2 separate regions of the Mus musculus genome follow, and region 1 is linked to region 2. A link is a loop called in an ENCODE intact Hi-C map of the cell type or tissue named here. Cell type or tissue: left cerebral cortex. All regions are shown on one strand. Each heading gives the region's core, and the rest is flanking DNA. Links, peaks and the distances in the headings are about the cores only.

Region 1 (16,376 bases), core at 4,437-12,436, 1.4 Mb before region 2:
GTAGGATCCAAGCATAGGAGAAAGCAATGAGAATTAAATCAAAGATCAGAGCAGCAATGGTGAATAAGCCATAGATGATGTTTATCCTTATGTTAGCACAGGCTAGACGTGCTATCCCCATATGTTCACAGTAGGTATGAGGAATAATATAGTGTCCACAAAAGGGCAGGCGTTTTAGGAGGGGACAAAAAGGGATGACAAGAAGGACAGGTCTCCCTATTACAACCGATGCCATGACAGCCACCACTTTGTTGGTGAGAACAGAGGTATACCTAAGTGGGTAACAGATGGCAACAAAACGGTCAATTGCCATGGCCAGGAGTACAACAGATTCCATGCCTGTGTAAGTGTGGATGAAGAACATTTGGATGAGGCAGCCTTCAAAGCTTATCTCCCTAAGGTTGAACCAGAAGATACCCAGCATCTTGGGAATGGTGGAAGTAGAGAGGCCAAGATCAATGAAAGAGAGGAGGGCAAGAAAGTAGAACATGGGCTGGTGAAGACTCTGTTCATTCTTGATCACACAGAGGATTGTGAAATTCCCCACAAGTGCTATCGGATAAACAACAAAGAAAGGAAAGGCTATCCAGATATGGAAAGCTTCCAGCCCAGGAATGCCCAGCAGATGGAAGAGAGAGGGGTGTGAAGCAGTTTCATTATTAGAGGGCATCCTTCTCAGACTCCTGGAGGACTATCTGCAATCTTTCTTCAGTATTTCTGGGAAGAGATAAGAAAATATGTGAAAGTTGTAGATGAATCCCTGGTATGGCATATCAAGTAAATATTTAAGAGCATAATTAGAGAAAAATCAAACATCAGTTAACTATAAGAGATATTCAAATAATCAACCATTCCATTTAGCATTATATGAAGAATGTTGGAATTAGAAACTCTTTTCTGACAGCAGTAAGGTTATGGTTTATAACTCCCCTTAGTTCATTCTTTTCAAATTTCTCATGTACACAAAATGCTATACATGGAGAATACTTTTTAGTAGTTATTTCCTTAATAGCTCTTTAAAAATACGTGGGTTCAGTCATATTAGAGAGAAACCCAAAGTACTATACAAAAGAAAAGGAGAACTTACAATGGGAAGAGACTGAAATTTTGACATTCAGAGTCCCTTACTTTTAGATTTCTGCCCAGATTGTCAGTAGTTTAAACCAGTTCCAACAAACACATCAAAATTAAAATTAATTTTGTAATAACAATAGATACATTCTAATTTACCTTTAAAAGAGTAGTGGGGGTATAACAATACACATGAAAAGATTTCAAGATTATTAGAAGAATAAGGAATAAAATGTGACAACTGAGAAATGACAGATAAACAGGGAACCTAGAAAACATCAGAAACAATCACATAATTACATGCAACTTGATTTATTTTTATCTTTTAAGTTAGTTTACTTATTTACACTGGCCCCACCTTCAAGTGTTCCTCAACCTATGCCCCCTCCCCTTTGTCTCTGAGAGGGTGCTCTCCAACCACTCACTACCTGTCCCCCACAGCCTCACACACTCACCTATCCCTACATTATCTCCTCATATCCATTTTCTCTGGGGCATCAAAGATAACCCTTAGACTGGGGTAGGGGGCACCTATGGAAGAGTTAGGAGAAGGGTTGAAGGACCTGAAGGGGATGGCAACCCAATAGGAAGAGCAACTTGATTTTTATGAAGAAATTAATTTACTAATTCAATAAACATAGAAACTTGTTAGGTAATTGGGTAATTTTATCATGCTTAAATAGTAAAACCTCAAATCTAACTTTACAATCCTTCCAAATACATATTAATATTTTTAAGTTAAAATAGTCTTTAAAAACAACAAAAATAAACAAATCTTTTAAAATACTAATATTTTTATATTCAACACAGGAAAATAAATTTTACCATCCACTAGAAGCTATTATTTTTTTAAGACAGAAGAGGCAATAACTATCAAATTAATATATCTTATCTTGCCAGATTTGTAAGTTTTCTAGTGAAAATGTGAACAGAGAGAAATATGCACAATCCCTACTTCCACTGCTGAATTTAAAAAGAATTTTTGTTTAGAGTATACAAATATGTCTTCAAATACGTTTAAAGGTAATGGGGAGAAATAAGAAGGCTTAAATTGACATTTTACAAAGAAAATATACAAATTATTGAAATTATCCAAATCACCAGGTATCTGTATTTGAACAATAAGCACATAATGACATAGTGCCTGGAATTGAAAACCACGGCAGAAAGATTTGTAACGCTGGAACAGTGGGCTCTCCATTAGACTCAGGAAGATGGAAGGAAGAATGTAGATGCTGGGATTATGGCACATTGTAAGTTTAGTCATGTTTTATATCCACTATTTTACAAAGAAATTAAACTCGAAAATCATTGCTCAAGACAGAAGAGAATATCCTAAAAGATTAAGGGTTATACAGTCATGTTTTTGTTTTGAATTTGCCTTTTATTTACGATATAAGTCTTATTTGTACTGGGTGTTATATTCTTTGTATTTGTTATTCTGCTCTCAATAAGGGACTGTTTCCCTTTCAACCTATTCATCATAAGGACTCTGATTCTAGGAATACTATTTTATATATGAGATCAGACAACAGTCTACACCTCAATTCTAAAACACACACTTATAATATATTAATTATTTCAAATTTTAACATCCAGGGGTTAAGATACAAAATGCCTCCACAGGACTTGGAGTTCATTGCCCTTTGACTGATGTCGTATCTACAAATTAAAGCAACATCACCCCATACTCCTTCTTCATCACACACCTTTCTCAACAGTGCTATAAGCATGCACTTACTTGAAGCTCTCATTCTTTCAGATATCCTCTTACTAGATCTTTCTGAGCCATTCTGCTTTATTCACTTATGGACTCTATATCCACATAAATTTCTTTACTTCACCATGGATGATTGAGTATCTATTATTTATGGTGGATGGACACACTGGTTGGGTCTAAAAAAACCACACATTTACAAATTGACTCTGCCACTTATTACTGGCCTTAGACAAATCATTTCCCAAGTCTTCCTTTCTATATCTGTAAAGGCTATGACCATCATCAACATGACTGCATACAGGAGGCTGAGTAAAATGCCTTAATTCCAAGGCTTTGTTCACACTAAGAGGAAATACATTTTCATTATTGTTATCCATGGGAGTAGCCCCAGTTCTAAAATCTTATTTGCAAGAAAAATGCATCACGCCAATCATATAGACAAAAATTCACTGTGTGAGCTGAGTTCACACCATTACGTATAGGTTGGAATCAAAGTTGGCCAGTTAGATTAGGAGCCAGCACTTTAAAATCATCATTCAAAGCACAAATTGCCTAATTAATCAGGTGACAAATGGAATAATCATTTAAGAATCTTTTATGGGCATTTATTTAGGGGGAAAAAAAGTTTCCAGGATAAATTCATAAATCTTCTAAATTACATTGTGAAACCAGTAACATGTATGAAAGTCTTGACTCTATTTGAACAATATAAGACTGGCTCAAATTGGCACTTTATCACACAAACTATGCTCAAAATTAAATTTACTAACCACCTTTCAGAATCTGTCCCATTAACATATAATAACACATATATTAGATCCCATACTACAGGGTCACATTTAGGAGGTTTTCCATTAAAACTATCCCAAGTATATCCAAGAGATCACTAAGACTCAACATTTATTGAAGCTCCGGACACCAGGCACTTACCAAGGCTCTTGTCAGAGAGCAATCTATCTGTCTTGTGTACAGCCTTCTTTTCCATAATGAAAGCTGGAAGAAAGTGAGATAACACTTTTACCTGTGCTGCACCTGTAACTAGGATCACCTGATATACCCTCCAGTAAGTCCTCTGCATCCACTTTCAGGGACCAACTCATGTGCTGTAAGACATTTTAGTGGGAGCCACAACACAGGCTCAAGACCTGCGCTCCCTGATCAAGAAGGACAAAGTGCTGCCTCTTCCCACAGTGCCCGGAAGCCCAGGATTTGAGTTTACAAGCTTCTCCAGGTATAGACTTTATGAAGATAAGGCAAGTCCCCTGAGAAACCAGGTTCGCTCAGTCTGTTCAGGGGCTGAGTGTATGGGAGAGTTCTATCATGCCATTAGAATTCTACAGTTTCAAAACCCCTCTTAGGACTCTGGAGTCTTTCCTGAGTTTTGCTTCAAAGGATCATCATTTTTTATAGAGCCAACTTTTATTTATAGCTTTTATGGCTCTTAATTTCTGTAATTATTTTAATCATAGTCTTATAATTGGAACCATATTTTCAAATATTTCATTGTCATTTTATGCATTTTTCTGACATCAAAGCAATGTACAGTGCTTCTTATAATTTCATTTTGAATTCTATAATGCCATGCTCATTCATACAATTTTCTTAATACCTGATTGCTTATTTTATACCATATTGGTACATATCACAGTACATATATTTTATACTGTATTGTTACATATCAGTCATATCAGAGAGATGATTGAAATTTACCTGAAACCAACTCATTTCAAAATCTAAAGTTTTTCTTTTATTTCTAAAGTATTTTAAAATATTTTCTTATTTTTAATTGAAAATAAATTCTTCTGTGATGGTTTGTATACCCTTAGACCAGGGAGTGACACCATCTGGAGGTGTGGGCCTGTTGGAATATGTGTGACCTGGTTGGAATGGGTGTGTCACTGTGGGTGTGGGCATAAAATCCTCACCCTAGTTGCCTGGAAGTCAGTGTTCCACTAGCAGCCTTTGGATGAAGATGTAGAACTCTCAGCTCTGACTGTGCCTTGCCTGCCTGGATGCTGCGATGCTCCCACCTTGATGATAATGGACTGAACCTCTGAACCTGTAAACCAGCCCCAATTAAATGTTGTCCTTTATAAGACTTGCCTTGGTCATGGTGTCTGTTCACAGCAGTGAAATCCTAACTAAGAGAGAAGTTGGTACTGGGAGTAGAGTATTGCTGTGATAGGCCTGACCATGCTTGTATTTGAAAGAACGAGGGTTTTGTGACTTTGGATTTGGAACTCAGTAGAATGCTTTTAATGAAGCTTAATGGGTCATCCTAGTAGGAATATGGAAGACTTTGTTGCTGGTAGTAATTTGAACTTTGTTGATCAGGCCCAAGAGATTTCAAAGGAGAAGAATTTCAGAATGTGGCATAAAGACTGTTTTTGTGGTATTGTGGTGAAGAATGCGGCTACTTTTTGCCGTTGTCTGAAAAGTCTTCCTGAGGGTAAGGTGAAGAGACTCAGATTAATTGCACCGGCAAAGGAAGCTTCAAAAAAGCCCAGCAGAAGGCAGGAATGGTGGCACAAGCCTTTAATCCCAGCACTCAGGAGATAGAGGCAGTTAGATTTCTCAGTTTGAGGCCATCCTGGTCTACAAAGTGAATTCCAGGACAGCCAGAGCTATACACAGAAACCCTGTCTCAAAAATACAAAACCCAAAAAAAAAAAAAAAAAAAAAGCCCAGCAGAGACCTTTTTCTCTGTTTAAGTCTCATGAAGAGCATTTAGAAGAAGCATAGCAAGCTTAGAAAGGAAAGATGTAAAATATATGGTTCAAGTATTAAAGGGGCACCAGGAAGTGAGGTGGAAATGAATTCTATGTTCTAGGAGATAACAGAATAAAGTACTTGGGGGCAAGATCCTACCCAGCTAAATTTAGATCCAGGCATGGTCATCCACACCTTTAATCCCAGGAGACAAAGCCAAACAGATCTCTGATTTCAAGGCCAACCTGGGACAAAGCAGGATCCAGTTTAAATTTAACACCAGTCATTGTGGTACACACCTTTAATCCCAGAAGTACAGGAAACAGAGCCAAGAAGATTTCCTAGTTCAAGGTCAATCTACAGAGCAAGTACCAAAAAAGCAAAGCTTAGGCAGAGAGAGAGTTTAAACACAGAAAGGTGGTAATTCAATAAAGGGGACCATGTTCCATTTCCTGCAAGCAGCAGAACTTGACAACTTCAATCAAGTGGCTCTGGCTTTAGATTGAAATATAGAGGGATTATTGGGACAATTGCTGGTTAGCTGGAGCTTTCAAAACAGCTGTGATTAAGAAGAGACCAGCACCACTGAGGTGAAATCTGGGAAGTGCTTTCTGAGAGCACAAAGAAGCTGTGTTTAAGAGATAGCCAAGGTTGTAATTCTTGTTAAGCTGTACTTGGTAATGTGTAAAGGTCACCCAGGTAGTACTGGTTTTGAAGGCATGAAGGGGACATTGAGAACAGCTGAGGCTTGGCACTGTGAGGGTCATAGAAGGTCATTGGTGAAGCTTCATGCTCAGTTGTTGTTGATAGCCCAGGGCCTAAGGGGTCATGCAAAGGAATTAAGGTGTGGCACTATGAAGAGAGCCTATGAGAGACTATTGGTGAAGCCCAGTTGTAGTGGAAGACCCCAGTGTATTGGAAAGGCCTGTACCAAGGGATGATCAGTACCAAGAACAGCAGTGGCAGTGGAGTGGATCAACCTGAGCTTAGAGTGCTACACAGGGCAGAGCGGGAGAAGTGATTCAAGCCTTTTAGAGGAGTCCAGAAGATCATGTGTGGATCCCAAACACTGAAACAAGAAGCTGTAAAACTGAAGTTGCCTTGGAGATCCTAAGATGTTCATGAATCCAGAGCCATGGGCTATCTATTTGCTGAAGAAAGCTGCTAAAAAGGAGTGGAACCAGCCCAGGAGAAAGAAGTTTGTTGTAGTCAACAAAGATGAAAAGGGAGTTGGAGATCTGAAGACTGCTTTGATATCAGACATGGACATGTGGAGTTTGGAGTTTGCCCAACTGGTTTCCTATTTGGCTTCGGAAATTATAGATAAGTGATTGAATGAATTTTAGAAGACTGAACCTTTCACATTGTTGAAACAGCTATAGACTGGGGGCTTTGGAAGTTGGAATAAGTGTATTTTTCATTATGCTATGCTTAGGTATGTCCCCCATAGACTCATATGTTTAAACAAGCCCATGAGGGACAGGTAGTGGAATGTTATGGGTGGCCCAGGGAGTAGCACGATTTGAAGTTATGGCCCTGTTGGACTAGATGTGGCCTTGTTGGAATAGGTGTATCACTAGGAGTGTGGGCTTTAAGTCTCTCATGCTAGCTTCCTAGAAGCCAGTCTTCTACTAGCAGTCTTCAGATGAAGATCTAGAACTCTCAGATCCTCCTGCACTACATCTGCCTGGATGTTGCCATGCTCCCACCTTGATGATACTGGACTGAATTTGCAAGCTTGCCCCAATTAAATGTCCTTAAAAATGTTCCCTTGCTCATGGTGTCTGTTCACAGCAGTAAAACCCTAATAACGATACTTATCAAAGAAAAAATCCACTAAGAGGACATTCTAATTCTACATATCTGTGCACTAAATACAAGTACACCCAAGTTCATAAAACACTTTCATAGCTCAAATTAAGTATTGGAATTATACAAAGATAGGAGGAGACTGTAGTATCCAACTCTCACCAATAGACAAAATCTAAACAGAAAAGCTGCTGCTAATTGATGCTATAAATCAAAGGTAACTAAAATGTATTTACAGAAGATTACACAAACACAAAAGAATATATCTTTTGCTCAGTACCTTATGGAATGTTCTCCAAAATTGAACACATAGTTGGGTACAAATCAAGTCTCAACAAATACAAGAAAATTGAAATAACTACTTGCATCCTCACCACTATAAATTAAAGCTGGTTAACACCTTCAGGAGAAAAAAACAGAAGCTTACAAACTCACAAAAACCTAACTCATATTGAATGAAGAAAAAACTGTGTCAAGACAATAATTAAGAAATAAATGAATACTGAAAATACATAGTATTAGGGACACCATAAAAGTGGTTCTAAGTGGTAAGTTCCAAGCACTAAGTGCCTAGATAATAACATTGGCAATGTCTCACTCTAGTAACTGAGCGGCACACCTCAAAGTTCAAAAAAAAATATATGGTAAGAAATAATTAAACTCATGCCTGAAATCAATAAAATAGAAACAACAAGAAAACAATATAATCAACAAAAAAAAGAGTTGGTTCTTCGAGAAAATCAATAAGAATAGCAATATTTTCAGAGAATAATGTCCATACCCTCTAAATTATTCTACAAAATAGAAACAGAAGGAATACTGTCTAAATCATTTTACAAATCTACAAACACACTGATACCAAAAATCACATAAAAACAAGGCAAAGAAATAAAATTATGGACCAATTTCTCTTATGAACATAGATACAAAAATACTCAATAAATAGTTATGAACACATACCAAAAAGTCCATCCATCACAATCAAGTAGCCTTCATCCCATAGACACAAGGATGGTTCAACATATGTAAATCAATAAATGCAATCAACTATATAAACAAACTGAAAAACAAGACACTGCCTTAAAAGGGTCCAAATAAATTTATACTTAATCACCCTGAACAAAACTCAACACCAAATAAAAGAGCTCAATGTATAACAAGATACAATAATCCTGATAGAAAAGAAAATAGGGAATAGCTTTGAATTTTTTGGCACAGGAAGAGACATTCTGAACAGAGCATCATTAGCACAGACACTAATATCCCCAGGTAATTATTTGGGCATCATGAAAAGGAAAACTTTCTGCATGGCAAAGGGTCATTTGGACTTAGCAGCAGCAGCCTATAGAGTGGCTTTTTTTTTTTTTTTTTTACTACACCAACTACATCTCCAATACAGGACTCATATGAGAAATACATAAGGTACTAAAAAGTTAAATATTGAGAAACAAATGACCCAGTTTTAAAAATTGCATACAGGAGGATATTACTGGACTGTATAAAAAATTAAAGAATAATAATAATAATTTTTAAAATTCCATATAGATCTAAACAGAAAATTCTCAAAAGAGGAAACTCAAGTGGCTGATAAACACTTAAAGAGATGTGCAACATCCCTAGTCATTAGGGAAATGCAAATCAAAAGTACTTTGAGATTTCAACTTACACCCATCAGAATTACAAAGATCAGTAACACAAGTGACAGCTTATGCTCACAAAGATATGGAGGAAAGGGGACCCTCATTCATTGCTGATGGGTATACAAACTTGTACATCCACTGTGGAAATTAGTTTGGCAATTTCTCAGGAATACAGGAATCAATCTACCTCAAGATTCAACTATACCACCTCTGGACAAAGGCTCAAAGGACACTTAATTTCACTCAAAAGCCCTTGCTCAACCATGTTTATTGCTTCTCTACTCACAATAGCCAGAAATTGGAAAAAACCTAATTGCCTTCAACTGAAATGGATTTTAAAAATGTGGTACACAATGGAGCATTACCTAGCCTTTAAGAAAGAAGAGGAATTGTGAAATCCAGGGAAGTTTATGAAACTAGGGAAAAAAAAATCATCCTGAATGAGGTAAACCATATCCAGAAAAAAAAAAAAGACAAATATGGTATATAGTCACCTATATGTGGACATTAGTTGTTACGTCAATGAAAACCAACCTATAATCCATAGCACCAAAGATGCTAGGTGTTTAGTAAGGGACTAGGCAAGACAGATTGTTCTTCCTAGAAAAGGAATAAAACAGTTATTGATGTATAGAGAAGACTAGATAGAACACGAGAATCAAGTGGAAAGAGGTAGAGAAGAGGGAAATGAGGGAGGTAATATGTAGACAGCTGCAATTAATAACCTTTTGAAAAGTATTTTGGAAACCTGATACAGTAAAAAAAAAAAAAAACTCTCCCTTTATTTTGAAAATTTTCTATTAAATTATTTTATTTATTTACATTCCAAAAGTTGCCCCTTTCCTGGTCCCTCTCCCTGAATTCTTCACCCATCCCCTGCCTCTTAGAGGGTGCTCCCCTACCCTCCCACCAAACCCCATCTCACCTCCACCAGCATCTCTCTTCCCTAGGGCATCAAGTTTCCACAGGATTAAGCACATCCTCTCCCACTGAGGCCAAATAAGCCTTTCCTCTACTGTACAGGTGCTTGGGGCCATGAACAAGCCAGCTTATGACCCTTGGGGTTTTTTGTTTGTTTTTGTTTGTTTGTTTGTTTTTCTTTTTTTTAATAGATATTTTCTCTATTTACATTTCAAATGTTATCCCCTTTCCTAGTTTCCCCTCTGAAAATTCCCTATCCTCCCCCACTCCTTCCCCTGCTTTCTAACCCACCAACTCTCATTCCTGGTCCCTGGTATTACCCTATACTGGGGCATAGAGCCTTCACAGGACCAAGGACCTCTCCCCCCAATGATGACTGACTAGGCCATCCTTGGCTACACATACAGCTAGAGCCACAAGTTCCACCATGTGTTTTCTTTGATTGGCGATATAGTTCCAAGGAGTTCTGGGCATACTGGTTAGTTCATATTGATGTTCCTACTATGGGGCTTCAGACCCTTTCACCTCCCTTGGTACTTTCTCTAGCTCCATCATTGGGTACCTTTTGCTCCATCCAATGGATGACTGTGAGCATCCACTTCTGTATTTGCCAGGCACTGACAGGGCCCCACATGAGACAGCTACATCAGGCTCCTGTCAGGAGGCTCTTGTTGGCATCTGCCTAGTGTCTGGGTTTGGTGGCTGTTTTGGGGATGGATCCCCAAGTGGGTCAGTCTCTAGATGGTCCTCAGATGTCCCTCAAAAGAGGAATGGATACAGAAAATGTGGTACATTTACACAATGGAGTGCTACTCAGCTATTAAAAACAATGCATTTAAGAAAATTCTTAGACAAATGGATGGATCTGGAGGATATTATCTTGAGGGAGGTAACCCAATCACAAAAGAACACACATGATATGCACTCACTGATAAGTGGATATTAGCCTAGAAGCTCAGAATCCTTTATAGAAGGGGAAACCCAATGGCCATGGAAGGAGTTACAGAGACAATGTTCAGAGCAGAGCCTGAAGGAAAGACCATCCAGAGACTGCTCCTTGTTTTTGAATTAGTGTCTAGGAGTTCTGAGGGATCCAGGTTAGTTGACACTATTGTTCTTCCTATGGGATTGGAGTCCCCTTCAGCTCTTTCGGTCCTTCTAATTCTTCCATATTATTCCTCGTCCTCAGTATCTTGGCTGCAATTATATGTATTTGTCTCAGTCAGTTGCTGGTAGAGCTTCTCAGATGACATCCATGCCAGGCTGCAGTAGAAGTTTCTTTTTGATTTTCTCAAACAAAACAAAACAAAACAAAACAACAACAAACACCTCCTGGTTTGGTTGATTCTTTGAATAATTCTTTTGTTTCCACTTGGTTGATTTCAGCCTTGAATTTGATTATTTCCTGCTCTCTACTCCTCTTGGGTAAATTTGCTTCCTTTAGTTCCTTTTAGGTGTGCTCTTGAGCTGCTAGTGTATGCTCTCTCTAGTTTCTTTTTGGAGGCACTCAGAGCTATGAGTTTTCCTGTTAGGAATTCTTTCATTGTGTCTCATAAGTTTGGGTATGTTGTGGCTTCATTTTCATTAAACTCTAAAAAGTCTTTAATTTAATTTTAATTTCTTTATTTCTTCCTTGACCAACTTATCATTGAGTAGAGTTTTGTTCAGCTTCCACATGAATGTTGGCTTTCTATTATTTATGTTGTTATTGAAGATCAGCCTTAGTTCGCGGTGATCTGATAGGATGCATAGGATAATTTCAATATTTTTGTATTTGTTGAGGCCTGTTTAGTGATCAATTACATGGTCAATTTTGGAAAAGGTACCATGAGGTGCTGGGAAGAAGATACATCCTTTTGTTTTAGGATAAAATGTTCTATAAATATCCGTTAAATCCATTTGTTTCATAACTTCTTTTAGTTCCAGTGTGTCTCTATTTAGTTTTTGTTTCCAGGATCTGTCTATTGATGAAAATGCGGTGTTGAAGTCTACCACTATTATTATGTGAGGTACAATATGTGCTTTGAGTTTTAATAAAGTTTCTTTAATCAATGTGGATGCCCTTGCATTTAGAGCATAGATATTCAGAATTGAGAGTTAATTTTGGAAGATTTTACTTTTGTTGAATATGAAGTTCCCCTCCTTGTCTTTTTTATAACTTTGGGTTGGAAGTCAATTTTATTCAATATTACAATGGCTACTCCAGCTTGTTTCTTTGGACCATTTGCTTGGAAAATTGTTTTCCAGCCTTTTATTCTGAGGCGATGTCTGTCTTTTTCTCTGAGGTGGGTTTACTGTATGCAGCAAAATGTTGGGTCTTGTTTATGTAGCCAGTCTGTTAGTCTATGTCTTTTTATTGAGAAATTGAGTCCATTGATATTAAGAGATATTAAGGAAAATTAATTGTTGCGTCCTGTTATTTTTGCTGTTAGAGTTGGGATTCTATTCTTGAGGCTATCTGCTTTTAGGTTTGTTGAAGTATTACTTTCTTGCTTTTTCTAGGCCATAATTTCCCTACCTATGTTTGGGTTTTGCATGTATTATCTTTTGAAGGGCTGGATTCATAGAAAGATATTGTGTGAATTTGGTTTTCTCATGGAATACTTTGGTTTCTCCATCTATGTTAATTGAGAGTTTTGCTGGGTATTGTAGCTTGGGCTGGCTTTTTTTATGGTCTGTATAACATCTGTCCAGGATCCTCAGGCTTTCATAGTCTCTGGTGAGAAGTCTGGTATAATTCTAGTAGGTCTGCGTTTATATATTACTTGACCTTTTCCCTCACTGCTTTTAATATTATCTTTTATTAGTACATTTGTTGTTCTGATTATTATGTGTTAGGAGGAATTTTTTCTGGTTTAATATATTTAGAGTTCTGTAGGCATCTTGATCGTTCATGGGCATCTCTTTCTTTCGGTTAGGGAAGTTTTTTTCTTTCTTTCTTTCTTTTATAATTTTGTTAAAGATATTTACTGGCCCTTTAATTTGAAAATCTTCATTCTCATCTACTCCTATTATCCGTAGGTTTGGTCCTCTCATTGTGTCCTGGATTTCCTGGATGTTTTGAGTTAGGATCTCTTGGCATTTTGCATTTTCTCTGACTGTTCTATCCATGTTTTCTATGGAATCTTCTGCACCGAAGATTCTCTCTTCCATCTCTTGAATTCTGTTGCTGATGCTCACATCTATGGTTCTTGATTTCTTTTCTAGGATTTCTATCTCCAGATTTCTTTTCTTTATTGGGTTTTCTTTATTGTTTCTACTTCCATTTTAAATCTTGGATGGTTTTGTTCAATTCCATCACCTGTTTGGTAGTGTTTTCTTGTAATTCTTTAAGGGATTTCTTTTCCTCTTTAAGAACTTCTACCTGTTTAGCAGTGTTTTCCTTTAATTCTTTGGTGGATTTTAAGGCATTTTTAAAAGATATTTTCTTCATTTACATTTCAAATGCTATCCCCAAAGCCCCCTATACACTCCCCCTGACCTGCTCCCCAACCCACCCACTCCTGCTTACTGGCCCTGCCCTGGCATTCCCCTGTATTGGAGCATATAATCTTTGCAATACCAAGGGCTTCCCCTCCCATTTATAGATGACTAGGCCATCCTCTGCTACATATGCAACTAGAGAAACAGCTCTGGGGTAGTGATTTGTTCATATTGTTGTTCCTCCTATAGGTACTTTTGAGGGATTTTTGTGCTTCCTCTTTAAGGACTTCTACAGGTTTAATTCTGTTCTCCAATATTTCTTTAAGTGAGTTATAAATTCTCTTCTTAAAATCCTCTACCAGCATAAGGAGATGTGATTTTAAATCCGAATCTTGCTTTTCAAGTGTTTTGGGGCATCCAGGACTTGCTCAGGAGGGCATATTGGGTTCTGATGATGCCGAGTAGTCTTGATTTCTGTTAGTAAGATTCTTGCATTTGCTTTTTACCATCTGGTAATCTCTGGTGTTAAATGTTCTAGCTGTCTCTGGCTGAAGCTTGTTCCTCCTGAGTCTGTTAGCCTCTGTCAGCACTCCTGGGAGTTCAACTCTCTCCAGAGTCCCTGTGGTGAGAGCATTCTCTGCAGGCAAGCTTTTCTGTTGCAGAGAAGGTGCACAGAGGTCTAGAGCTCAGATATGCCTCCTAGATGATGATGAAGGCCAGAAAGGACCCTCTCCAAGAAGCTTTCTTGTTTCTGTGGCCCTTATGCTCTCCTGTGCAAACTGGTCTCTGAGAGACCCTGGATACAAGATGGTGCTCTCACCTGAGTCCTGGGGTCAGAGCCCTCTCTGGAGATCAACTCTCCTCAGTGGTTCTAAGATCCTGTGTGTGCTAGGGAGCCTGCAGCATGTAGAATCCTCTGAGGACTGTGGGACAGTCCACTGAGTTTGCTCCCAAAGTGGAGAGGGGCTGGCACATACCAGATGCTGGTCAGATGGGTTTCCTGTGTCCCTGTTCCTGCTGGCACAGGCCCCTCTCAGTTGTTTTGGAGCAGATGTTGTGTTCCTCTCACCAGTGATTCCAAGATCCTGGGTGTGTTAGGGAACCTGTTGCTCAGAGAGTCCTCCGTGGAACATGGGACCATCCTCCAAGTCCACCTAGTTTGAGGATCTGATGCTGACCAGAAACAGGCAAAAAATCTTTATCAGCCAGATGAGTTAATTTGGAGTATAGCCTCTACTATTTCCTGAGAAGTAACATTTTTTTCTGTTGATTCTCAAAGCCACCTCCCCCACACTAGAAGGCCAGGCCTTGTATCTGATCATTGCTAATTTACAATTGAATTGAGTGCTTGGGACATCCACACAGACAACCTTAATCCTGTTGCTTTTAACTTTAGACTGAACACTTTGCCCCTTCTTAGAATTGGGAACAAAACACCCATGGAAGGAGTTACAAAGTTTTTGAGCTGTGTCAAAAGGATGGACCATCTAGAGCCTGCCTTATCCAAGGTTTCATCCCAAAATCAGCTTCCAAACGCTGACACCATTGCATATACTAGCAAGATTTTGCTGAATGGACCCAGATATAGCTGTCTCTTGTGAGACTATGCCGGGGCCTAGCAAACACAGAAGTGGATGCTCACAGTCAGCTATTGGATGGGTCATAGGGCCCCCAATGGAGGAGCTAGAGAAAGTACCCAAGGAACTAAAGGGATCTGCAACCCTATAGGTAGAACAACATTATGAACTAACCAGTACCCCGGAGCTCTTGTCTCTAGCTGCATATGCATCAAAAGATGGCCTAGTCGGCCATCACTGGAAAGAGAGGCCCATTGGACTTGCAAACTTTATATGCCCCAGTACAGGGGAACGCCAGGGCCAAAGAGTGGGAGTGGGTGGGTAGGGGAGTGGGTGGGAGGGTATGGGGGATTTTTGGGATAGCATTGGAAATGTAAATGAGGAAAATACCTAATAAAAAGTATAAAAAACAAAAAAAACCTTTAGACTTTGTATTTTAAGCAGATTGGTTATCTTCATACAGGCTTACCTTCAGCAAAGCTCAGATATGGCAGTTATTCATAAATTATGAATTCATAAATTATTAAAATATATTATGAATAAATGCATTGAGTACATATTGCAGCTTTGGTCTGAATGGGAAAAAGGTGTGCTATAAAGGATCGCAGCCAAAAACAGGCCACTGATATTCTATGCCTCTTATGAACCTAAGACAGAGGCATGTGCCAAAAGGCTGGGTTTGTTCATAATAAACTAAGAAAGGCTGTGTTTATACAAATAAGCAAAAGCAAGCTTTGCATGTCCTCTGGGATGAATAAGAGAGAGTATAGAATCAGTCCATAGCCAGGCATTGCTGCCAGCCACTATAGTTCCCAGGAAGGACCATGAAGCATAAGTAAATTTTATGCCCCAGTCCTGCTTATTTTTAATAAATAAAAAGGGAAGCACTGTGCCTTAACCCCAGTCTTGAATGGGCTGAGTCAGACCTCGTTTTTGCCACAGTCTGCTAGCTCTCCTATTGTGGAGTCTTCCTATCTAGGTGAAGTCTATTGTCTTGCCACAATTGCAGCTTCCTGCAAGAGGCCACTACATGCTGAGCAGCTGAGCTTGTCTTCCTGAGGAGATCCTGGCAAAGTGGGGGATGGGTTTTCCCCCTTTAAACTCAGACTTAATAATTAAACATTGAACCTTGATCAGAGAACTTAGTCTTGGCTCATTATTTCTCTTGCTGTCCTTCCCATCCATCCCCAGCTTTCCTTTCAGGAACCCACTTCTCCATGACCACTGGTGGCTACAGTTATTACACATCAAAAATTTCCTATCACAAAACATCCAGGAAACTTGGGACACTATGAAAGAAACCAAACCTATGAATAATAGGAATAGAAGAAGAAGATTCCCAGTTCAACGGCTCAGAAAATACCTTCAACAAAACCATAGAAGAAAACTTCCCTAACACACACACACACACACAAATATGCCTATAAATGTACAAGAAACTTACAGAACATCAAATAGATTGGACCAGATTTGAAAACCCTCCTGTCACATACTAATCAAAATAGT
Region 2 (16,376 bases), core at 4,432-12,431:
TTAAGAGATATTAAGGAAAGGTAATTATTGCTTCCTATTATTTTTGTTTTTAGAGTTGGCATTCTGTTTTTGTGGCTGTCTCCTTTTTGGTTTGTTGAGGGATTACTTTCTTGCTTTTTCTAGGGCGTGGTTTCCATCCTTGTATTGGTTTTTTTTCTGTTATTATCCTTTGAAGGGCTGGATTTGTGGAAAGATAATGTGTGAATTTGGTTTTGTCGTGGAAAACTTTGGTTTTTTCCATCTATGGTAATTGAGAGTTTGGCTGGGTATAGTAGCCTGGGCTGGCATTTGTGTTCTCTTAATGTCTGTATAACATCTGTTCAGGATCTTCTTCTGTCTTTCATAGTTTCTGGTGAAAAGTCTGGTATAATTCTGATAGACTTGCCTTTATATGTTACTTGACATTTTTCCCTTACTACTTTTAATATTCTATCTTTATTTAGTGCATTTTTTGTTCTGATTATTATGTGTCGGGAGGAATTTCTTTCCTAGTCCAGTCTATTTGGTCTTCTGTAGGCTTCTTGTATGTTCATGGGCATCTCTTTCTTTAGGTTTGGCAAGTTTTCTTCTATAATTTTGTTGAAGATATTTGCTGGCCCTTTAAGTTGATAATCTTCATTCTCATTTACTCCTATTATCAGTAGGTTTGGTCTTCTCATTGTGTCCTGGATTTCCTGGATGTTTTGAGTTAGGATCTTTCTGCATTTTTAATTTCTTTGATTGTTATGCTGATGTTCTCTATGGAATCTTCTGCACCTGAGATTCTCTCTTCCATCTCTTGTATTCTGTTGCTGATGCTCGTATCTATGGTTCCAGATTTCTTTCCTAGGGTTTCTATCTCCAGCATTGGCTCACTTTGTGTTTTCTTTATTGTGTCTACTTCCCTTTTTAGGTCCTGGATGGTTTTATTCAATTCCATCACCTGTTTGGTCATGTTTTCTTGCAATACTTTAAGGGATTTTTGTGCTTCCTCTTTAAGGTCTTCTACCTGTTTAGTACTGTTCTCTTGTATTTCTTTAAGTGAGTTATTAAAGTCCTTCTTGATGTTCTCTACCATTTTCATGAAATATGCTTTTAAATCCGGGTCTAGTTTTTCTGGTGTTTTGGGGTGCCCAGGACTGGGTGGGGTGGGAGTGCTGCGTTCTGATGATGGTGAGTGGTCTTGGTTTCTGTTAGTAAGATTCTTAATTTTGCCTTTCGCCATCTGGTAATCTCTGCAGTTAGTTGTAGTTGTCTCTGGTTAGATCTTCTTCCTCAGGTGTTTATGTTAGCTTCTATCAGTAGACCTGGGAGATTAGCTCTCTCCTGAGTTTCAGTGTTCAGAGTACTCTCTGCAAGTAGGCTCTCCTCTTGCAGGGAAGGTGCCCAGATATCTGGTGATCGAACCTGCCTTTGGAAAAAGTTGTGATCCACTCACAGCGGTCTCAAGATCCCGTGGAGGGTCCTGTGTATACCTTATGGGTGTCTGCAGACTCCAAGCCCAAGATACCCCTGTGCTGGCATGGACCGGAAGGGACTTGTGCCCCTGATCAGGCCGGGGTTTTCTGCTTCCCTAATTAATCCAGTCTCAGGTCCTGCACGAGTGGATTGGAGCAGCAGCTGTGTTCCACTCACCAGAGGTCTTAAGATCCTGTGGCGGGTCTTGTGGGTAGCTTGTGGGTTTCAGCCCTCGGGTAAACTTTCAAAGGCTTTTTTTTTGGTTGGGAGTCTTTTAGTGACTATTTCCTAAAATGTTATAAGATGATTTAGGTAGTTTACCTCATCTTGATTTAACTTTGATAAATATTATATGCTTATAAAAAAATCTTTCATTTCATTTATATTTTCCAATTTTGTAGAGAACAGGCTTTTGAAGTAATGATTTTTTAATATTTCTCTAGTTTTTTTTGTTATGTCTCCGTTTTTCATTTTTGATATTGTTAATTTGAATTCTCTCTCTCTCTCTCTCTCTCTCTCTCTCTCTCTCTCTCTCTGACTTTTAGTTAGTTTGGCTATGGGTTTGTTTATTTTGTTGATTTTCTCAAAGAACCTATTCATGGTTTTGCTAATTCTTTGCATTGAACTCTTTGTTTCTAATTAATTGATTTTAGCCCCAAGTTTGACTATTTCTCAAAGTCTACTACTCTTAGGTGTGTTTGTTTCTTCTTCCTCTTCTTCTTCTTCTTCTTCTTCTTCTTCTTCTTCTTCTTCTTCTTCTTCTTCTTCTTCTTCTTCTTCTTTTTTTCTCTACAACTTTCAGGTGTGCTATTGTCTTAGTCAGGGTTTCTATTCCTGCACAAACATCATGACCAAGAAGCAGTTGGGGAGGAAAGGGTTTATTCAGCTTACACGTCCATGTTGCTGTTCATCAGGAAAGGAATCAAGACTGGAACTCAAAATGGAGCTTTCTGGATCTCATAAAACAGGAGCTGATACAGAGGCGATGGAGGGATGTTATTTACTGGCTTGCTTCCCCTGGCTTGCTCAGCCTGTTCTCTTATAGAACCCAAGACTACCAGCCCAGGGATGGTCCCACCCACAAGGGGCCCTTCCCCCTTGATCACTAATTGAGAAAATGCCTTACAGCTGGATCTCATGAGGGTGCTTCCCCAACTGAAGCTCCTTTCTCTGTGAGAACTCCAGCTTGTGTGAAGTTGACACACAAAACCAGCCAGTACAGCTGTTAAGTTGCTAATATAAGATCTCTGTAATTTCTTTGTAGAGGCACTTAGTAATATGAATTTTCTTTTTAGCAGTCTTTTTATTTTGTCCCATGTTTGGGTATGTTGTGTCTTCATTTTTATTGCATTCTAGAACGTCTTTTTTTTTTTTTTTTGTTTTGTTTGGTATTTCTTCCACGATCAAGTGATCATTGGGTGGAAAGTTTTTGAGTGTTCATGAGTCTGGGATTTCTGTTGTTCCTGTTGTTGTTGAAATCCAGCTTTAATCCAATAAGATGCAAAGGGGTATTGCAATCTTCTTTTATCTGTTGAGGCTTGCTTTGTGACCATGCTTATGGTCAATTTTTTAGAAAGATCCAGGAGGTACTGAGAAGAAGATCTATTTTTTGTGTGATAGGTTCTGTAGATATCTGTTAGTCCTGATTTGTAATGTCAGTTAATTTCATTATTTCTCAGCTTTGTTTTTGTCTTGATAACCTACCAGTAGGTGAAAGTAGAGTGTTGAAGTCCCTCACTATTATTGGGTGGGGTTTGATGCATGATTTAAACTTTAGTAATATTTCTTTTATAAATGTGGGAGTCCTTGTATTTGGGAAATAGATGCTCATAATTGAGATGTCATCTTGGTGGATTTTCTCTTTGATGACTATGAAATGTCCTTCCCCATCTCTTTTGATTACTTTTGGTTGAAAATCAACTTTCTTTCTTTCTTTCTTTCTTTCTTTCTTTCTTTCTTTCTTTCTTTCTTTCTTTCTTCCTTCCTTCCTTCCTTCCTTCCTTTCTCTCTCTCTCTCTCTTTCTTTCTTTTCTTTTCCATTTTTTTAGATAAGCTATTTTTATTCCAAAGAATAAATGCTGAATAAACTCTCCAAATCACAAAATTTTCAGGAAATCTCTGCTCCTCTGCACAGACTCTGTGAGGTAGGCATCTGTATAGCCATGGGGCTTAGGAACTCTGCTGCCCTTCACAACACTGAGAATGGTAACTGGAGAAACCCTACTCTAGTGTGTTGTTAATGAAACAGTTCCCTTCTCATTCCCCACAGAGCTGCTCAAATTATTGTTTGTTCCTGGGCTTGTACCATCGCTTTTGTGACAGTTACTATGATTTGTTTAAAAAGCTTGTTTCTTTGATTTATATGACCTCAGAATATGAAGTATTTCTATGATGTTTAAAACACTGATTGACTCTACTTGCTTTGAATACTTTCTCAAATTACTGCTGCATTCGTCATTAATGATCGGTAAAGATGAGAGAATAGTAGGTGTAAAATTCTGAGATACCACTGTGTTCCCTTTTTGGTTCAGTAAGACTTTAGCCAAATAGTGGTTTTGTATGTTACAAAATTTTGTACAGTACACCTCTTCTCAGAGTATTAGAGTAAGTCTAAATATTACACAAGTGTGACATCTGAAGTAGAACACATGCACAGAAAATAAAATCATTTCAGTAAATCATAGCTATAGTCCACATTGCATTTTTAAAAGGCAGCAAATGTTTTCCCAGGCTGGCAACAAGTTCCCCTACTCAATAGCTTCCCAAGTTGGTGATGAGTGGCCACAGTTTTCTATGGTGCATGCCACTCTTACTTCATTTGCAAGTATACACTCGAGTTTGATAAAGGCTGTGACAAATGTTCTTCCTAGAGCTTTAGCTTAGAAGCATGAAAACTGCTCCCGTGAAGGAATAATGTGTTATGAAAGCCTGACTACAGAGAAACCCAGTGCTCTCCTGCTTTCCTCAGACTAGCTTTCATGTCTACCTAAATATTACTAGTTCCATTATGTTAGGAAAACAAAAGTTATCCATAGGATGAAGGTTTCATCTCTGAAACAGGAATCCGATGCTACTCTACCTTTCTTATAACATTTTCTAAGGATAAAAGAAAAATTATGAGAAATTGCATTGATCATATTCTCTATATAAGGACTGGTTTTTGTTTTATGTGTTTTTTTAAGGGCAGACAACATCTTCATTTTAAGCCTAGATTAGGAAACAAATTGACATTTCATTCAGAATCTCATTACTTGGCAGCTAATCTGACTTTTTGGGAATGTGACAGATTTTCGCTTTATGTCCCTAAACACACACACTGAGGCTAAGGGTACTATCAGAACACACACTGAGGCTAAGAAGTCAATGGTACTAGCAATCAGAAGGCAGGGCCTGGGCATCACCTCACACCCCATCCAGCTGCTCTCTAGTAAGTGGCTCAGTTACAGTACTCAGTCCACTCAAACAGAACTACAGACCTCATGTCTCCAAGTCACCTCCATCCAAAACAACAAAAGCAGTATGAACCTCAATAGTTAGGGAGCTTATACACATTTCCTCATTCTGTCCAAGACATGATGAATCTGAGACAAATAATGCCATCTATAAGATAATAGTTTTACATTTTCAGGGCAATAGACAACTAATCAAATATCTTCATTTTGCTGCAAGAGTTAACTCATAATTTGTAAAATCTAAATACTGTTCTTAGTACCTTCCTAAAGGCCCTGACTCGTGCCATTAGAAATGAACAACCTGTTTCCTCAAAATGGTACCAAGTACTACTTGTTTCCAAAGTTGCTTAGGTTCCTTGGACAAGATCATTTCCCTTTACAAGCTACTCTGTTTTCCTTTTCATTGCATTTTATTTATTTTGTGTTTGTAGTGTGTGTGTATGTGTGTGTGTGTGTGTGTGTGTGTGTGTGTGTGTGTTTATATATGTGTACACTCATGTGAAGGTCAGAAGACAACTTACAAAATCAGTTCTGTACTTCCATGATGTGAGACCCAGGTTCAAACCCAGGTTGTCAGCCTGGGGAGCAAGCACCTTTACTGACTGCCCTGCTTTTTGTTTGTTTCTAATTAATTGAATTTAGCCCTGAGTATGACTATTTCCCAAAGTCTACTTCTCTTAGGTGTGTGTGTGTGTGTGTGTTTGTTTGTTTGTTTGTTTGTTTGTTTGTTTGTTTCTACAGAATTCTGGTGTGCTGTTAAGTTGCTAATATAAGAGCTCTGTAATTTCTTTATAGAGGTACATAGTACTATGAATTTTCTTCTTAGCGAACTTTTCATTTTGTCCCATAAGTTAGGGTATTTTGTGTCTTCATTTTTATTGCATTCTAGAAAGTCTTTAATTTCTATTTTTATATCTTCCATGATTAAGTGACCATTGCATGGAAAGTTTTTCAGTGTTCATGACTGAGTGGATTTTCTGTTGTTCCTATTGTTATTGAAATCCATCTTTAATCCATGGTAATCCAATAAGATGCAAAGGGTTATTTCAATCTTCTTTTATCTGTTGAGGCTTGCTTTGTGACCAAGCATATGGTCAATTTTTGAGAAGGATCCAGGAGGTGCTGAGAAGAAGATCTATTCTTTTGTATGATAGGTTCTGTAGATATCTGTTAGTCCTGATTTGTAATGTCCCTTAATTTCATTATTTCTCAGCTTTGTTTTTGTCTTGATGACCTACCAGTAGGTGAAAATAGAGTGTTGAAGTCCCTCACTATTATTGTGTGGGGTTTGATGCATGATTTAAACTTTAGTAATATTTCTTTTATAAATGTGGGAGCCCTTGTATTTGGAAATAGATGCTCAGAATTGAGATGTCATCTTGGTGGATTTTTCTCTTTGATGACTATGAAATGTCCTTCCCCATCTCTTTTGATTACTTTTGGTTGAAAATCTCTTTCTTTCTTTCTTTCTTTCTTTCTTTCTTTCTTTCTTTCTTTCTTCCTTCCTTTCCTTTCTTTCTTTCTTTCTTTCTTTCTTTCTTTCTTTCTTTCTTTCTTTCTTTCTTTCTTTCTTTCTTTCTTTTGTTTTTTCTAGACAAGGTTTCTCTGTGAATCCCTGGCTGTCCTGGAACTTACTCTGTAGACCAGGATGACCTCAAACTCAGAAATCTGCCTACCTCTGCCTCCCAAGTGCTGGGATTAAAGGTCTGCACCACCACTGCCCTGCCTGAAAATCTACTTTCTTAAATAGTAGAAAGGTTACTCCAGTTGATTTCTTGGGTCCATTTTTTTGAAAAATCTTTTTCAATCCTTTTACTTTGAGGCAATGTCTATTTTTGTTCCTGAAGTTTATTTCTTGTATGCATCAGAATGATGGATTCTGTTTATCTATGTACTCTTTAGTCTGTCACTTTAAACTGGTGAATTTAGTCCTATAATACTAAAAGATATTAATGACCAATGATTGTTATTTCTTGTGATTGTTATATTACTAGTGGTACTGTGTGAGTTTGTGTGTGTTTGTGCCTATATTTCTCTGTCTTTGGTTTTCTATGAGATGATTAATTTCTAGGGTTTTCCTCAGTATAATTATCCTCCTTGTGTTGGAGTTTTCCTTCTAGTAGCCTGAGTAGGAATGTATTAGGAGAAAGATATTGATTAAGTCTGATTTTGTAATGGAATTTTTGTGTTTCTCCATCTATGGTGATTGAAAGATTTGCTGGGTAAAGTAGTCTGGGGGACATTTGTGGTCTCTTAGGATCTACAAGATATCTGTTCAGAACCTTCTAGCTTTTAGGGTCTCTGTTGAGAAGTCAGTTGTAATTCTGATGAATCTGCCTTTATATGTTACTTGGCATTTTTCCCTTGCAATTTTTAATAATCTTTCTTTGTTACAGTTACTATTTTGATTAGTATGTGACAGGAGGGTTTTCTAGTCTGGCCCAATCTATTTGGTGTTCTATAAGTTTCTTCTGCATTTATAGCTATATAGCTATATATATATATATATATATATATATATATATACATACATATATATATATTAATGTTAGGGAAGTTTTCTTCTATGGTTTTGTTGAAGATATTTTCTGAGCCTTGGAACTGGGAATCTTTTTCTTCTTCTATTCCTATTATTCATATGTTTGTTTTTTTCATAGTGTTCCAAGTTTCCTAGATGTTTTTTGATAGGAATTTTTTGATGTGTAATAACTGTAGCCACCAATGGTCTTGGAGAAGTGGGGAAAGGAAAGCTGGAGATTGATGGGAAGGACAGCGGGAGAAATAATGAGCCAAGACTAAGTTCTCTGATCAAGGCTCAATGTTTAATTCTTAAGTCTGAGTTTAAAGGGGGAAAACCCATCCCCCACTTTGCCAGGATCTCCTCAGGAAGAGAAGCTCAGCTGCTCAGCATGTAGTGGCTTCTTTCAGGAAGCTGCAGTTGTGGCAGGACAGTAGACTTCACCTAGATAGGAAGACTCCACCGTAGGAGAGCTAGTAGACTGTGGCAAAAACAAGGTCTGACTCAGCCCATTCAAGGCTGGGGTTAGGGCACAGTTCTTCCCTTTTTATGTATTAAAAATTAGCTAAACTGGGGCATAAAATTTACTTATCCTTCATGATCCTTCCTGGGAACTATGGTGGCTGGTAGTCACACCTGGCTTAGGACTGATTCTATACTCGCTCTTATCCTACAGAGGACATGCAAAGCTTGCTGGTGCTTATTTGCATAAACATGGCATTTCACTGCTTATTATGAATAAACATGGCCCCTTGGCACATGCCTCTGGCTTAGGTTCATAAGAGGCATAGAACATTAGTGGCCTGGTTTTGGCTTCCATCCTTCATAACACATCTTTTTCCTATTCAGACCAAAGCTGCAATATGCACTCAATGCATTTCTTCATATCAATGAAAAACTGCCATATCTGAGATTTGCTGAAGGTGAGCCTGTATGAAGGTAATCAATCTGCTAAAAATACAAAGTCTAAAGTTAAAGTCTAAAGAGCCTGGTCTTCTGGTGTGGGGGAGGTGGCTTTGAGAAAAACAGAAAAAACTGTTACTTCTCAGGAAATAGTGGAGGCTATGCTCCTAATTAACTCATCTGGCTGATAAAGATTTTTTGCCTCATTCTGGTCAGCATCAGATCCTCAAACTAGATGGACTTGGTGGATGGGCCCATGGTCCCCAGGGGACTCTTTGAGCCACAGGTTCCCTAACACACCTAGGATCTTGGTCTCACTGGTGAGAGGAACACAACATCTGCTCCAAAACAACTGAGGTTTTGTGCCAGCAGGAACAGGGACACAGGAGACCCACCTGACCAGCATCTTGTACATGCCAGCCCCTCTCCACTTTGGGAGGGAACTCAGTGGACTGTCCCACTGTCTTCAGAGGATTCTACATGCTGCAGGCTCCCTATCACACCCAGGATCTTAGAATCACTGAGGAGAGTTGTCCTACAGACAGGGCTCTGATCCCGGGACTCAGGTGACAGCACCATCTTGTATCCAGGGACTCTCAGAGACCAGTTTGCACAGGAGAGCACAAGGGCCACAGAAACAAGAAAGCTTTCTGGAGAGGGTCCCTTCGGGCCTTCTTCCTTCATCCAGGAGGCATATCTGAGCTCTAGACCTCACTGCGCCTTCCCTGCAACAGGAGAGCTTGCTTGCAGAGAGTGCTCTGACCACTGGGACTCTGGAGAGAGTTGGACTCTCAGGAGTGCTGACAGAGGCTAACAGAATCATAGGAAGAACAAGCTCCAGCCAGAGACAGCTAGAACATCTAACACCAGAGATTACCAGATGGTGAAAAGCAAACAAAAGAATCTTAATAACAGAAATTAAGTCTACTCGGCATCATCAGAACCCAGTATGCCCTACCGAGCGAGTCCTGGATATCCCAAAACACCTGAAAAGTAAGATTCAGATTTAAAGTCACATCTCATAATGCTAGTAAGGTATTTTAAGAAGGGAATTTATAACTCATTTAAAGAAATATAGGAGAACAGTATTAAACCTATAGAAGTCCATAAAGAGGAAGCACAAAAATTCCTCAAAGAAAAGTACCCAAGGATGTAAAGGGGTCTGCAATCCTATAGGAGGAACAATATGAACTAACCAGTACCCCCCCAGAGCTGTGTCTCTAGATGCATATGTAGCAGAGGATGGCCTACTCATCCATCAATGGGAGGAGAGGCCCTTTGTATTGCCAAGATTATATGCCCCAGTACGGGGGAATGCCAGGGCCAGTAAGCGGGAGTGGGTGGAATGGGGAACAGGGCAGGGAGAGTGTATAGGGGGCTTTGGGGATAGCATTTGAAATGTAAATGAAGAAAATATCTAATAAAAAATGCCTTAAAAATCCATCATAGAATTATAGGAAAACAGTGCTAAACAGGTAAAAGTCCTTAAAGAGGAAACACAAAAACCCCTTAAGGAATTACAAGAAAACACTACCAAACAGGTGATGGAATTGAACAAAACCATCCAAGATCTAAAATAGAAGTAGAAACAATAAAGAAAAACCAAAGGAGACAAGTCTGGAGGTAGAAATCCTAGGAAAGAAATCAGGAACCATAGAGCATCAGCAACAGAATACAAGAGATGGACGAAAGAATCTCAGGTGCAGAAGATTCCATAGAAAACATGGATATAAAAATAAAAGAAAATGCAAAATGCCAAGAGATCCTAACTCAAAGCACCCAGGATGAAATGGACATTATTCTAGACTCATATCATGTACCTAAGTTAAATATAATGTACTTTTAAAATTTTTGTTTTACTAAATTTCTATGGTTTATTTAGAATTCAGTGTAATTAGAGTTGTCTTTTGAGTTCATGCAAATGGTCAATTGGACAGACACTAACCTCAAATGCTACAATATTTTGTTTGTTAGATTTGTGCCCTACAACTTTACTGAACTCACTTCCAATCTTGACAGTCCTGTTCATGTTAGATGTTCTATATATGACTGTGCCACCAAACAATAGATATTTAAGTTTCCCTCTTCTCTCCCTCTGTCCACTTGATTCTCCTGTTCTGTCTAGTCTTCCTCTTTATACATCAATAACTAGTATTTTCCTTTCCTAGGGAGGAGTACCTGTCTTGCCTAGTTCCTTACTAAACACCTGGCACCTGTGGTTCTATGGGCTTTAGGTTGGATTTCATTGACTTAACAACTAATATCCACATATGGATGAGTATATACCATATTTGTCTTTTTTTTTCTGGATATGGTTTATCTCACTCAGGATCTTTTTTTCTAGATCCATTTATTACTTTAAGTTTTCTTGACCAGTTTGGATGTCCTTTATATCATTCTCTTAAGAAATTTCTGTTGGAGCCTGGCATGGATGTCATCTGAGAAGCTCTACCAGCAACTGACTGAGACAAATACAGATACTTGCAGCCAAGGTATTGAGGACGAGGAACAGTATGGAAGAATTTGGAAGACTGAAGAGCTAAAAGGGACTCCAACCCCATAGGAAGAACAATAGTGTCAACTAACCTGGACCCCTCAGAACTCCCAGACTCTAAGTCAAAAAACAAGGACCAGTCTCTGGATGGTTGTTCTTTCAGGTTCTGCTCTGAACATTGTCTCTGTAACTCCTTCCATGGCCATTTTGTTCCCCCTTCTAAAAAGGATTCTAATCTTCTAGGCTAATATTCCCATATCAGTGAGTGCATATCATGTGTGTTCTTTTGTGATTGGGTTACCTCACTCAAGATGATATCCTCCAGATCCATCCATATGTCTAAAAATTTCATAAATTAATTGTTTTTAATAGCTGAGTAGTAGTCCATTGTGTAAAAGAACCACATTTTCTGTACCCATTCCTCTGTTGAGGGACATCTGAGGACCATCCAGTGACTGCCTCACTTGGTGATCCATCCACAAAACAACCACAAAACCCAGACTCTAAGCAGATGCCAACAAGATCCTGCTGGCAGGAGCCTGATATAGCTATCTCCTATGAAGCTCTGCCAGGGTCTGGCAAATACAGAAGTGGATGCTCACAGTCATCCATTGGATGGAGCAAAAGGTCCCCAATGATGGAGCTAGAAAAAGTACCCAGGGAGCTGAAGCAGTCTGAAGCCCCACAGTAGGATCATCAATATGAACTAACTAGTACGCCCAGAACTTCTTGGAACTATACAACCAATCAAAGAAAACACATGGTAGAACTTGTGGCTCTAGCTGTATGTGTAGCTAAGGATGGCCTAGTCAGTCATCAATGGGAGGAAAGGCCCTTAGTCCTGTGAAGGTTCTATGCCCCAGTATAGGGGAATGCCAGGACCAGAAATTGGAGTTGGTGGGTTAGGGAGCAGAGGGAGGAGGGGTGGGAGATAGGGGATTTTCGGAGGAGAAACTAGGAAAGGAAATAACATTAGAAATGTAAATAAAGAAAATATCTACTAAAAAGAAAAACAAACAAACAAACAAACAAACAAACGAACCAAGGGTCATAAGCTGGCTTGTTCATGGACCCAAGCACCTGTATAGTAGAGGAAAGGCTTACTTGGCCTCAGTGGGAGAGGATGTGCTTAATCCTGTGGAAACTTGATGCCCTAGGGAAGTCAGAGGCTGGTGGAGGTGAGATGTGGGTTGGTGGGAGGGTAGGGGAGCACCCTCTCAGAGGCAGGGGATGGGTGAAGAATTCGGGGAGAGGGACAAGTAAGGGGGCAACTTTTGGAATGTAAATAAATAAAATAATTTAATAAAAAAAATTTCAGCTGGATCCGCCGGCCGGAGCCGCTACCACACCCTGTGCCGGAGCCGGGAGCCTGGGGCCACCGCCATGTCCCACCAGACCAGCATCCAAACAAGCGAAGATGTCAAAGAGATCTTTGCCCGAGCCAGAAACGGGAAATACAGACTTCTGAAAATATCTATCGAAAATGAGCAACTGGTGGTTGGGTCCTGTAGTCCACTTTCAGATTCCTGGGAACAGGATTACGACTCCTTTGTCTTGCCTCTGCTGGAGGACAAGCAGCCGTGCTATGTATTATTCAGGTTAGACTCTCAGAATGCCCAGGGATATGAATGGATATTCATTGCGTGGTCTCCAGATCATTCTCATGTACTTCAGAAAATGCTGTATGTAGTAACAAGAGCAACTCTGAAGAAAGAATTTGGAGGTGGCCACATTAAAGATGAAGTGTTTGGAACAGTAAAGGAGGACATATCATTACATGGATATAAAAAGTATTTGCTGTCCCAGTCTTCCCCTGCCCCGCTGACCACTCCTGAGGAAGAATTACGGCAGATTAAAATCAATGAGGTCCAAACTGATGTGAGTGTGGACACAAAGCACCAGACACTACACGGCGTAGCATTTCCTATTTCTCGAGATGCCTTCCAGGCTTTGGAGAAGCTGAGTAAGAAGCAGCTCAACTATGTGCAGTTGGAAATAGATATAAAAAATGAAACAATAACTTTGGCCAACACAGAAAATACAGAACTAAGAGATTTGCCAAAGAGGATTCCCAAGGATTCAGCGCGTTACCATTTCTTTCTGTATAAGCATTCCCACGAAGGAGACTACTTAGAGTCCGTAGTTTTTATTTATTTGATGCCTGGATACACGTGCAGCATAAGAGAGCGGATGCTGTATTCCAGCTGCAAGAGCCCTCTGCTCGAGATTGTAGAGCGACAGCTACAGATGGATGTGATCAGAAAGATTGAGATAGACAATGGTGATGAGCTGACTGCGGATTTCCTGTACGATGAAGTCCACCCCAAGCAGCATGCACATAAGCAGAGTTTTGCTAAACCGAAAGGTCCTGCGGGAAAGAGGGGGATCCGAAGATTGATTAGGGGCCCAGCGGAAGCAGAAGCCACTACTGACTAAAACTGTCTTATTAAATGTTGCAATATAGTTTTGTAAAATTTCCAGCTTTTAGTATAAGGAGAACTGAAATCATTCCATGTTGATATAGTTGGGAGGAAAATTGTACTTTTTGAAAAATAGCACTTTTTACTTCTATGTATTTTTTAAATTAATGCTATAGAAGACTCATGATCTTTATTTTTTAGTTAAAACTAGACAAGGTTTCAACATAGTGATGTTTGGTTTTGTCACACTGTTTTCATAACGTGTTGATTCCACACTTTCATATAATCTTCAATATTTTCCATAGGTGGGCCAGTTCCACAAAGCATAAGGTCTTGCTCTTCAGAACTCTGTAGTGAGGTCTAACTTTCCCTATAAAGGGAAGCGAACGACCCTGAGATACTCACACCTGTTGAGTATGCTAAGGAGCCTAGGAGGAGGCGGGCAGCTGATTGCTTTGAACATGCTCAGGATGGGCTGTCTGCTGCGGTGGAGAAAGGCAAACTGCAGCAGTGCTTCTTGTCCCACCTCTCCATTGTAGTAGCATCAGATCTCAGAAACGCAGTTCACACTGAAGCTCGAAAGGTACCAGACAGTGCAACCTCCCCCCCCACCCCCCAAGCACTGGAAGACTCGCGTCCAGTAAGGTCTTTGCAGAACTTTCCAGCTATTTCCAAAGTGAGTCCAGAGGGCTGAAGCCAGACGTTCATGTTCGAAAGCCAAGGATCACTCAAAAAGGAACAAAACTAAAGAAAAATGTTGGAAGTTTCAAGGTTTTTTTTTGTTGTTGTTGTTTGTTTGTTTGTTTATTTTTCTCTTTGAAACTATGTATCTTAAAGCAAATTGTCCTGTTGCTTGGGAGCAAGTGTTCATTCAGATCTAAAATTATTGATTACTACTACTTAGTAGGCTGACACAGATAATACTTAGCCCAGGGATCTTGTTTCAGTGAATAATGTCTCTCAGAACACGGGTTGTCTGAAGCTTTGTGTTTTCAGTTACAACCTAGAGAGTTTAGAGCCTCAAGAGTTCTTTGTTACTTGAAATAGAGGGAGTTAGAACACTTGGTGATTTCATCTGCTAAACCTGCTGCAGAGCCATAACTGAGAAGTTCTGAAGTGGACCATCGTGTCCAGGATCTGGAAGTCCTTGACCTGAACTTCATGCTGCACAAGATAATGTCAGTATTGTACATTTCATGGTATGAAATATGAAGCACCCATTGCAGAGCCTTATTACCTAATACACACCCTTTCAGAAATTCAGCGTGTATTCACATAGACCATAAGAGGAATTACAGGTTGATGGAAATTTTTAAAAGTAGATTTGAGTATTGTGTATTTTGTTTATTTACAAATACGTAGACTTTACTACTTACATATGCAGGACAGTTGACAGTGACGTCATACTTGTTTACGAGAGGTAAACTTTTTAGTTGTACAAGTGTACAGTTGTCACACGTGCCATAGAGTGCTACACTGAGAGTCCTGGTGCCCTGTCTAGACCATCACCACAGCTGCTGAAGAATAAAAATTTTTTACTGAACTCTTCTTCACCCCAGAGCCCGACCCCTCCCATCTAGAGATTGTTCCCGGAACACTCCTAAACTTTTCACCCCAGAATGCATTCCTGAACTCCTCACCCTAAAATTCGAACCCTCCCAACTAAAAACTGTTCCAAGAACATTTTTGAGATAAAGGCCTCCTAGAACAACCTCAAAATGAACCGGGTACATTGCCAAATGATAGGACATGACCCCTTAGTTACGTAGATTCCTTTGGCAGAACCCCTTGTCCCTTGGCAGAACCCCCTAGTGATGTAAACTTGTACTTTCCCTGCCCAGTTCTCCCCCTTTGAGTTTTACTATATAAGCCTATGAAAAATTTTGGCTGACCGTCGATTCTCCTCTACACCACTAGGTGTATGAGTTTCGACCCCAGAGCTCTGGTCTGTGTGCTTTCATGTTGCTGCTTTATTAAATCTTGCCTTCTACATTTTATGTATGGTCTCAGTGTCTTCTTGGGTATGCGGCTGTCCCGGGACTTGAGTGCCTGAGTGAGGGTCTCCCTTCGGGGGTCTTTCACTGCCATTTCAAGCAGAGGGAGTACTACATGTCCTGGATCCAGAGCCAGCGGGCACTGTTCTGAGGCATCACGTGCAACGATGCTCTGAAGCCTATTACACTACACCAAAGTCAATGCACATTCCAGAATATAGACGTGATCCTGTAACCCTACTAATAATTAAACCAATGATTGCTGAGAATCATGTATGCATTATTTGTTTTAGGGTATAACTCATTGTTTACACTATGTTTTAGGTGACAATAGATGTGAATAACATCCCCAATAAATTTATATAGAAGTGAAAAATTAAAAATAAAAAAATAAAAATAAAAAATTCAAAATAAAGGAAGAGAATTTTTTACTGTATCAGGATTCCAAAATAATTTTCAAAAGGTTATTAATTGTAGCTGTCTACATATTACCTCCCTCATTTCCTTTTCTAGAAAGAACTATCTGTTTTGCCTAGTCCCTTACTAAACACTTAGCATCTGTGGGGCTATGGATTTTAGGTTGGTTTTCATTGACTTAGCAACTAATATCCACACATAGGGACTATATACCATATTTGTCTTTTTTTTTTCTGGATATATTTTACCTCACTCAGGATGATTTTGTTTTTCTAGTTCCATTAACTTCCCTGGATTTCACAATTCCTCTTCTTTCTTAATGGCTGGTTTATGATCCATTATGTAATGACCCATCCAGCAGGTCCAGTTATTCAAGGGTCTCAAGGGGATCTTCTCCTAAGAACCAAATTGGGGGGTAGAGAGAGATAAGAACCTTGTGCAAGAATGACACAGAAACATTCTGAGTGGCATCAAGGTTCCAATGTATTGGGCAAGGCCTAAGGCTTAAATGCACAAGCAAAAGGGGAAGTGCCTTTCAGCAGGAAGGATGGGGCAGTAGAATTGCACAAGCAAAAGGGGAAGTACAGGTACTTATCAGTGGGAGGGGTGGGGCAATAGAATTGCAAATTCTTTAGGTAGTTACACAGGGAAGAAGGAACTTGGCAGTATCAGGATACATCTGAGGTCAGGACATCTGGCACTGACTTAGGGCTGGAAAAATCTGTGGTTGTTCTCGGAGTG

Evidence for each region. A loop is a pair of places that touch in the nucleus more often than their neighbours do. Peaks named below come from ENCODE experiments on the same cell type or tissue, not always from the same donor. Only the 100,000 strongest peaks of a DNase experiment are listed, where the experiment ranks them.
Region 1: a loop joins it to region 2, with 17 times the contacts of the local background. A loop is called at or near these places in 2 of 42 quality-filtered maps.

What each region holds. Positions count from the first base shown.
Region 1 is chr7:103,383,331-103,399,706 of GRCm38, forward strand. Olfr603 (olfactory receptor 603) reads right to left here and starts at 670. Exons shown (of 1, transcript NM_147070.2): 1 at 1-670. The coding sequence starts at 670. In left cerebral cortex, for the core only: no CTCF peak of the experiment used is centred there; no DNase peak of the experiment used is centred there.
Region 2 is chr7:104,809,017-104,825,392 of GRCm38, forward strand. It overlaps the pseudogene Gm4887. Among named protein-coding and RNA genes, the nearest start is that of Usp17lb, 25 kb to the right of the region's middle. In left cerebral cortex, for the core only: no CTCF peak of the experiment used is centred there; a DNase peak (open chromatin) is centred at 8,932.